Regions from separate parts of the Homo sapiens genome. Here region 2 is linked to region 1. A link is an interaction called in ENCODE POLR2A ChIA-PET data of the cell type or tissue named here. Cell type or tissue: OCI-LY7. All regions are shown on one strand.

Evidence for each region. Peaks named below come from ENCODE experiments on the same cell type or tissue, not always from the same donor. Only the 100,000 strongest peaks of a DNase experiment are listed, where the experiment ranks them.
Region 2: POLR2A ChIA-PET joins it to region 1 with 5 read pairs; 2 of 35 experiments call an interaction of 5 or more read pairs at or near these places.

What each region holds. Positions count from the first base shown.
Region 1 is chr7:69,904,441-69,909,440 of GRCh38, forward strand. All of the region lies in intron 2 of AUTS2 (activator of transcription and developmental regulator AUTS2), which reads left to right. Among named protein-coding and RNA genes, the nearest start is that of AUTS2, 310 kb to the left of the region's middle. In OCI-LY7, no CTCF peak of the experiment used is centred here; a DNase peak (open chromatin) is centred at 2,041.
Region 2 is chr7:70,049,022-70,054,021 of GRCh38, forward strand. All of the region lies in intron 2 of AUTS2 (activator of transcription and developmental regulator AUTS2), which reads left to right. Among named protein-coding and RNA genes, the nearest start is that of AUTS2, 450 kb to the left of the region's middle. In OCI-LY7, no CTCF peak of the experiment used is centred here; no DNase peak of the experiment used is centred here.

The DNA of each region.
Region 1 (5,000 bases):
GGTATTTATCCAGCTTGACTCTAGAGCCTACAGGTTTCTGGAAATCAGAGCATTTGAGACACGAATGTAATTTGGGATTTTACTGTCATAATGAAAAGACATGAACTTTGCTATGTGCTCTTTCATACATACTTTTGTTATAATATTTAGATGTCTGCTGGTACCTTGAACTAGTATTAAGAATGTCAGTTAAACCGTTTCTACCTCATACTTCAAAATTTCAAGTTTACCATGTTAATTGGGATTTCATTTGCTTTCGAAAAATTTTGTAGTCATGTGAAGGTTACAAGCTAAGGTATCAAATAAAATTCTTTATATTTTTTTCCTTTTTATGAATTTAAGTTGCATACTACTTTTTCCCCTTGCCTAAAGTATAGAAATAAGAAAAACTGTAAGGAAAGATGGAGGGAATAAAAGATTGGCTTATGATCTCTCTTTGGAATATTGATTGACTTGAATAAGAGTGAGATGCTAGTTTTAACATCAGGTAATTGAAGAACCCCAATCTAGGCTTGTCTGTGTTCAGGAATTACTCACGTATTGTATTGGAAGTATTGGTTTGTAACTGGGATTGGTAAACCTGACACTAATATAATAATGAGTTATATGAAAGGTGTTTTGCTTTTGTTTTATCTTGAGCATTTGGAAACAGGTTTATTCGTGTTTTTCATTTTGTGTCTTTTGACTCTATACTTTGTTGCTGTGAGCCCTGAATGTTGGGAATAGTGAGCATAAACATCACTTAACTTCAGTGAGATACATCTTTGGAATGTTATGACCAGTAATAATTTTATCCTAAATGACATTTGTAATTTTAAATAAAAATTTAGTAAAAATTGACTATGAAAAGGACATAGCATATGTATTAGGATTCTCTGGAGAGCAAGTACCAGTAGAATATATATGTGGGTAGATAAGAGGGGATTCATTCGGGGAATTTGTTCACATGATTATGGGGGCTGAGAGGTCCCATAACAAGCCATCTGCAAGATGGAGACCCTGGGATTCACAGTATGGCTCAGACCAAGTCTGAAGGCCTGAGACTGGGGTAGTCCTCAAGTCCAAAGCCTAGAGAGCCTAGAGTTTAGATGATCAAGGGCAGGAAATTATATCCCAGCTCTAGGAGAGAGAGAGAGACCATTTCGCCTTTCCTCTGTTTTTGTTTTATCTGGACACCCGGCTGATTGCATGGTGCCTGCCCACATGGAGGGCAGATCCTTCCCTACTTAGTTCACTGAGACTCACATGCCAATCTCCTCTGGAAACACCCTCACAAACACACCCAAAGGTAATGCTGTACCAGTTCTCTAGGTATTCTTTAATCCAGTCAAGTTGATACCCTAAATTAACCAACACAGCACATTAACTACCACCTCATAAAATAAAACCTGCAGAGAGAAAATAAGCTGAATGGGAAAAGGAACTGCAATGAAAAGAATGGGCCATAATTCAGCTTGGGTGATCCTGATACCTACAGGAGTTGTTCCATAAAACAGTGACCTTTTATATTTCCCAAAGTAAGAAAATTTTATATGTGTATTTGTGCATGCAGAACTTTATTAAGGGCCATTTAAATCCCATATATTGATAGAGGAGTTAAGAAAGATAAAGTGACAGGAGTGATTCTCAACTCTGGCTCCCATAAATTTCTACAATGTCAGTGATTGAAGAATGAGGGAGCACATCTTTCCTTTAATAAGGCCTAGCCAGTACACTTTTGGTAGTTGATGAGGGTAGGACAGAACTCCCTTTCTTTATTTGAAACTGTGTATTTTTGTGCTGATTAAATTTTACATTTTTCCCTCTTGTGATGATATAAAGTTATCTGCATGTGGCCAGATCTCAGCTAAAGAACATGAAATAAGCCTCTGTACATTCTGCATTCTAATCTCTGTTCACAGCAATCTTGTATCCACACAAGTCTGTACATGACAGGTAATGAGTGGGAAGTGGGAGGAGATGGGTGTCTGTGTGGTTTGCACTGGTGGTGGTGGGGAACTGAGCAGATGGTTGTGATAGCCACATGCTGCGTGATTCCCGTGGGAGTTGATGGTGGTGACAGGCGACTCACAATGTGCTATTTACAGTTTGGGTTTGCAGTCTTTCGGTGACATCTGAATGCTCTTTAGCAACTGCTTTCATTACTGCCTTTCGAGGAGCTGTTAATTGAAAATGAAATTGTGGGTGGGCTTTAAGACAGGCAGACGCAGGCAATTCTGTGTGGTAAATGTTGCTTGAGAACTGTTGGATGTCTTCATGCCCAATTTGTAATTCATTTTCTAAGACTGTAAAAGCCAAAGGTGCATTTGGAGATTCAGTTATGTATATACATAGGCAGAGTTGAATGTCACACCTTGCCCAAAGGGTCAAACATACAGTTATTGGTATGGGTGCTGTGGTTCACGCCTGTAATCTCAGCACTTTGGGAGGCTAAGGTGGGAGGATTGCTTTGAGCACAGGAATTCAAGACCAGCCTGGGCAATATGATGAGACCTTGTCTCTAGAGAAATAAAAAAATTAGCTGGGCATGGTGACGCATGCCTGTTGTCCCAGTTTCTTGGGATGCTGAAGTGGGAGGATTGCAAGGGCCCAGGAAGTTAAGGCTGCAGTGAGCCATGTTCACGCAACTGCACCCCAGCCTGGGCAACAGAGCGAGGTCCTGTCTCCAAAAAAGAAAACCACACAAAACACCTATTTGTCTGGAAACCAACCTAGGGGAATGCTTGGCAATCCCAGCTGCCTGCTCATGTCTTACCTTTGTGTAGTTCTCTTTAAATGTATACAACTGTGTGAGGTTCTTATGTAAAATCTGCTGACATCTTGTAGTGTTCTCTGTGAGTTTATCGTAGGACTTCATCCTCCTTTCTTCCTTTAGCTCTTCATAAAGTTACTATGCAGGAGTAAATGGTTATTTGTTCTCTTGAACTTTGGGATACATTTTTCCTTCCGTATCCAAGGAGGATTCTTTCCAGGACTCCCCATGGATACTAAAAGCTGTGGATGTTCAAGTTCCTTAAATAAAATGTTATAGTATTTTTATGTAACCAACACACATCCTCTCACAAACTTTAAATCATCTCTAAATTATTTATAATACCTAGTACAGTGTAAAAGCTATGCAATTTGTTATTATATTGCATTGTTTAGGCAATAATTACAAGACAAAGAGCCTGTGCATGTTCAGTATATAAGCAACCATTGTAGGCCACATTTTTGGTCTGCCATTGGTTGGATCCATGGATACAGAGGGCCAACTGTATCATATTCAAGTTCTTACATATAACTTTGTTTCTTGTAAACATTTTCATATGATACAACTCTGTTAAAGGCAGTTGGAGCCCAGAGGCAAACAAGAGAAGAAGGAAGAGAGAGGGTGGATTTTATTGGACTTTGACAGTGGTTGATGATCTTGATTCTCTTATGGCTGCCCCCAGCTGCAGGATTGTGATTTGTTTCTTATCTTCAGAGTTGTTTGCTAAAGCATTAGTAGCATTACTGAAATGGTAGCTTTTGTAAATGTTTATATGTTGAATTGTTTTATTGCCCATAGCTTTGCACAGAAATCTTGTGCTGAACAAGGAATGACCTCCCTCTTGGAAGTGCTGTTAACTCTCTTTTTAATTAAATATGAATATAGATACAATATAACTGCATTTTTTTAGTTTTCCCTTGAACATTTCAGTGAATACTATCTGGGACAAAACCGTGCTGAATTATACGCTTTCACTACTATCACTCTTTGCTCTTAGAGAGCCCCCGAGGCTTGGGGTGAGGAGACACACCCCTTGCTGTACTTAACCCTCAGTCCCATTAGACCTGCTTTGCCACAGGAACCCAGCTGTTTTAATGCATTTGAGTTGCTGTTGGGTCCTAATGATGTTTAAAAGAACCTGTCTTGGTATTCTAAATGAACTCTGGAGCATTGCCTATTGATGCAAGTGTTGATGATTTTATATCAGGCAGATATAACTTTGTTATTTACTCTGGGGCTTTTTACACCTAGGGGTGTGCATCCTCACACCAGTGCTCACAAAGACACACACAGGAGCAGAAACCAAAATAGCTCACAAATGTGGGCAAGTCCTGTGGGGGACCACCTTATGTCTCTCAGGAGGCCTGATGAGCTGTGCCATGTGGCCTTCTGGAACATTATACCTGCATTCATTGATCACAGCTCTGCAGAAGCTGCCACTTCTCCTATGTGCCTGCCTGCAGTGACGCTGATGTAGCAGGTCATTCTGTAATCACTGTTTGCACCTGCATTTGCTCAGGAAGTGTTTGCTCATACATCTTGAAATCATGTATTACAAACCTGGACAGGTCCTAATTGCTGGTGATGGTTCTGAGAGGTTGAGATTGGCTATAATTAGATGGAGAAGCAATTAGCTACATATTCTGAGTAGGGAACATACAGAATAATGTTTCTCAAAGGGTGGTCTTTGAACCCCTATGTCAGAGCAACTGTGGATCTTTTGTTAAAATGCAGATTCCCAGGTAATCACCTTGGCATAGTCCATTGGGTGGGGGTCAGGGTGTGGCAACAAGGAACTGGAGTTCCTTCAGTGACTCCAGTACAGGTGCTGCAGGAGCCATATTTTTAAATAAACTGTACTTATTTTTTATTTTCAATTAAAAATTGCAATATTGTTAGCAAAACTTGGGAAGAATCATAAAATTGTAACAACATATCTTGCGGAAATTAATTTTATCAATAATTGGATCATATTTTTGTTCTGTACATTTACTAATTGAGTTATCTTCCAAAATGTATTGGCAAGAAAGAAATGTTTCTGCCAGATGATGTAGACATTATATAACAAAAAATGATGTTTTCAAAATAGCTACTTTTTCTAGGTGTTTACTAGAATGGACCTGATAGAATAATTGTATTCTAGTATTCTCTCCTTAGGCCCACTGGCTCACTCAAATAATAGCTGTTTATAAAGATGCTAACCGGAGTTTTTTATTTTTCATTTTTTTAAAGTTCTAATTTCTTGTTT
Region 2 (5,000 bases), 140 kb after region 1:
CCTGGGTTCAAGCAGTGTTCCTGTCTCAGCCTCCAGGTAGCTGGGACTATAGGTACACACCACCACCATCCTCAGTAGTCATTTTTGAGTGGGCTAGTTAAATAGACGACACTCCCATCATGCATTATTTAACCAGTTCCTTGCTGTTGGACTTATAGGCTGACTTATAGGCTGTTTCAAATTTTTAATTTATATAGTCACATTTCAATGAACAATCCAGTAGTGTTGTCATATTCATTTTTATTTAGAATACTTCGGTGAAAGGAAGTATATATCTTACTTTTTCCAACTCTATTAGCAAATCATCTCTTGGACATTTTTTTTTTTGGAGACAGAATCTCACTCTTGCCCAGGCTGGAGTGCAGTGGCATGATCTCGGCTCACTGCAACCTCCACTTCCCAGGTTCAAGTGATTCTCCTGCCTCAGCTTCCTAAGTAGCTGAGATTACAGGTACCTGCCACCACGCCTGGCTAATTTTTGTGTTTTTAGTAGGGACAGAGTTTCACTATGTTGGTCAGGCTGGTCTCAAACTCCTGACCTGAAGTGATCCTCTTGCCTTGGCCTCCCAAAGTGCTGGGATTACAGGCGCCCAGCCAGTCTCTTGGAAAAGTCTTAACAATTTTTATTATCACCAACTGAATTCTTCTCATCATATTTTTAGGTTTTAAATTGTCTGGAACTTAAAAATATATGAAGATAGGCCAGCCACAGTGGTTCATATCTGTAATCCCAGCACTTTGAGAGGCTGAGGCAGGAGGATCACTTGAAGCCAGGAGGTTGAGACTAGCCTGGGCAGCATAGCAAGACCCTGTGTCTACAAAACCCAACAAACGTGTGTGTTTGTGTGTGTGTATGTGTGTAAAACATATATATGAAGATATGATATATGAAGATACATTACGAAGATAATTCAAATATATATATGAAGATACATAGGAAGATAATTTAGCTTGCTGCAACAGAAATTCCAAATTTAGGGCTAAAGAAATTATCAAACTGAAGCCTTTTTGTAAATTTAAGTAGTTTTGTTGATTTTAGAAGTAGACTTTTCTGGCCAGGCGCGGTGGCTCATGCCTCTAATCTCAGCACTTTGGAAGGCTGAGGCAGGCAGATCACCTAAGGTCAGGAGTTCAAGACCATCCTGGCCAACATGGTGAAACCATGTCTCTACTAAAAATACAAAAATTAGCCAGGAGTGGTGGTGCGCACCTGTAGTCCCAGCTACTCAGGAGGCTGAGGCAGGAGAATCGCTTGAATCCATGAGGTGGAGGTTGCAGTGAGCCGAGATCGAGCCACTGCAATCCAGCCTGGCGACAGAGCAAGACTCTGTCTCAAAAAAAAAAAAAAAAAAAAAAAATTAGACTTTTCCAAATAATGGTCAAGGTTTTTAAGTATGAGAAAGGAGTTTCATGGTCTTGGGGATCAGGGTCCTCTTGGCATGGAGTGGGTGGTGACGTGAAGGTGAGCCCTCCAGTTCCAGCTCTGTTATTAGCCTTCTTGTGCCTCTTGTGTGGCTGTTTCCCAGCTCCAACCCAAAGTTTTATTAGGATAAAGTCTTGGATTTAGGCATATGGATATTAAATATCAGTAGCTGAATTTGGGGTTTGAAATAATTGCTGCTTACTTCTAACTTCCCCATCCCACTCCAGATTCTTTTTGCCATCCCTATCTACATTAAATAGCTAATTGAAGCCAGGCGCGGTGGCTCATGCCTGTAATTCCAGCACTTTAGGAGGCCAAGACGAATGGATCACCTGAGGCCAGGAGTTTGAGACCAGCCTGGCCAATATGGCGAAACCCCACCTCTACTAAAAATACAAAAATTGGCTGGGTGTGGTGGTGTGCTCCTGTAGTCCCAGCTACTTGGGAGGCTGAGACAGGAGAATCACTTGAACCTGGGAGGCAGAGGTCGCAGTGAGCTGAGATCATGCTACTGCACTCCAGCCTGGGCGACAGAGCGAGACTCTGTCTCCATCAATCAATCAATCAATTATTATTCATAAAATGAGAAGAAGCTCCTCCGCCTTCCCCTGCCAAGGGGATGAGCAAATGTGTGTTACAGCTCACTTTGAAGAGCTGTCCAGGCTTTTGAGTGAAATGCAGAATTTTTACCTCTTGCTTAGTAATTTGCTCATTTTTCAGACTACTTTGCACAGATTTAATGATTAAGGAAACAGGATAGGCAAAGGTGCCAGCGTTTGATATTATCTTAAGGCCTAAACTGACCTTACGGTGATGAAATGAACTTTTTGAGTGCGTTTGTCTCCTGAATAAATCTGTAACAGTTTTCTTAACTGACTCCCTCTGTCTCTCAGCATCAGAAAGAAATGAGAGAACATTAAGCCACAGAAAGCAAATAATGGTCAAAATAAAGATACTCTTTTGCTGGCAAACTTAAAAATTCACTTGTGGGGCTGAGCGTGTTGGCTCACACCTGTAATCCCTGCAGTTTGGGAGGCCGAGGCAGGTGGATCACCTGAGTTCAGGAGTTCCAGACCAACCTGGCCAACATGATGAAACCCCTTCTCTACTAAAAATACCAAAAAATTACCCAGGCGTGGTGGTGGGCACCTGTAATCCCAGCTACTCAGGAGGCTGAGGCAGGAGAATCACTTGAACCCGGAAGGTGAAGGTTGCAGTGAGCTGAGATCACACCACTGCACTTCATCCTGGGCAACAAGAACAAAACTCCATCTAAAAAAAACAGATTCACTTGTGGAATCTAATAGCTGTAGGCAAGGGATATTTATTGAAACCAAGATTTAAGTGTGGTTTATGATGTTTATGGAGTAGTTTAATACTACTTTTCTTCAAAATGAGTTTTTAATTTAGGAAAAAGAATTCAGATATGTTCCCAGAGTAGAGATGACTGACCATCATGGGAGTGGTTAGGGTTTGGGGTTTGTGTGGGTAAGATTCTGTTTACCCACTACAGCCATTGTGTGGATTTAAAAGCTTTCCTGGATGGAATTTATGGAGTGAAATTTGAAACTAGTGTCCTGTGTACTACAATATATGGTCACAACAAGCAATCAATTTAGAAAGAAATGGAACGGAGAAGATACAGGTTAAATGATGAGTATTGTGCAGTGCAGCAAGACATAGAGTGATCTTAACAGTAATGTGGTATGTCACCATCTGAGTTCTGTTATAAAGCTCCTAGGCAATGACTAAATCCTAGAAATCATTGCCTACTTTCAGTGGCAGACAGAGTATAATCCATTCATGATAGGGGGTTCCAGGTACATTGATATAGAAGACTGGCCAAGGGGGAATGACAGGGGTTACAGCTAACATTTCCTAGGTAATTGGTTCTAATTTCCAGGCTCCAAGCAAGATACTGTATCTCTTTTACCCTGTTTAATCCTCCCCAGCACCCAGTGAGGTACAGATGGTATTGTATCCATTTTAGAATTGAGATGACTGAAGCTTAGAGAGATTTTCCCAGTCATATATATTCACGGTTCCTGGATACAGCTGTACAGGTTGTTCACTGCATGAAGGTGGCTGGCTGAGGTAGCAGGCAAAGGATTTGTTTGCTCAGCAGAGGCAGCATTTTCTAATTTGCACTAAAACCTGTGTAGGCCAACTGTAGCCCTACTCATAAAGTTGGTTAATGCCTGAACTGGGAGTAGAGGTGAGGCAGTGTTGAAGTGGATAGGTAGATTCTGAGAAGCTTATACTATACCTACTGAAGTCCTAATCTGTAGGCTGTCTGCAAACTGGTTTGTTTTGCTACCATCCTATCCCAGCATTTCCTCAAAGATCCCACAGTGACTTCTTTATTGTGGATCTGATGGTCTTTGGCAGCTATACAGACATTCTTAGAGTCACAGCCAGGATTAAAGTCTAGGATGCTTGTCTTCAAGTCATGCATGCTTTCTGTATGAGATAATATACAAAAAGATGGTCAAGAAAAGTGATTTTGAGATAAATAGTGGCCTAGAATAGCTAGACTGAGATTGTTCAAGCACAGCTATTAATTTGCTTACTTGCTCAGCACTCAGGCTGTGCTATTTGCTTCAAGGGATATAAAGATTGCTGCTTTCTAGAAAATTATAACTCAATTAGGGAAACCAAATCAATATATATTTCATAATATAAAATAAGAGAAATTACAGATAACAATAAATAATAGCCAAAATACCTTTCTTAACTAGGCATGTCTATGTTTCTTTACCTTGCTTTAGTGCTCTTAGATGTCCCATTCCAGCCTTTGAGTTGGAGTGGGGAAGGTGTTCCTTATTAAAGAAGCATCTACTACAAAAAATCTAAAACCAGATCTGAGGCCCATACTAGACCCTTCTATTAGTGGTAATTTTAAAAAAGAATTTTCCATCTAAATTTAATAGCTTTCTTCTGTAGCTACCCTACCCTATCCCTGGGCCAGGCACCAAAGTGAATAATAATGTGCTATAAAATCCAAACCAAAATAGTACATCTTCTTTGGCATTTGAAATTTCAGTGTTTTTTGCGTGTAGCTACAAATGTCTTCCATTGTGGCAACCACTGTTTTGGGTGGTTTTTTTTTTTTGGAGACAGGATCTCACTCTGTTTCCCAGGCTGGAGTGAAGTGATGAGATCATGGCTCACTGAAGCCTTGCCCTCCAGGGCTAAAGTAATCCTTCCACCTCATCCTCTTGAACAACTTGGACTACAGGCATGCACCACCACAGTCAGCTAGTTTATTATTTTTATTTTTGTAAAGACAGGGTCTCTACTATGTTGCCCAGGCTGGTCTCGAACTGGGCTCAAGAGGTCCTCCTGTCTTGGCCTCCCAAAGTGCTGTGGGATTACTGGTGTGAGTGAACCACCACAGTCAGTTTTGGGGTTCTTTTGAATAATCAGAAGCTGAAATCAGAAGCCAAAAATAGCAAAATGGGAATTCTGTGTGCTTTTGTGATATGATTATATTTGTGTTCCCAGCCTCCAAAGAAAGCAAATGTAATTTATATGGTACTCAATAAACTATGGCAGTCAAGAAAACCAAAAGAAAAAC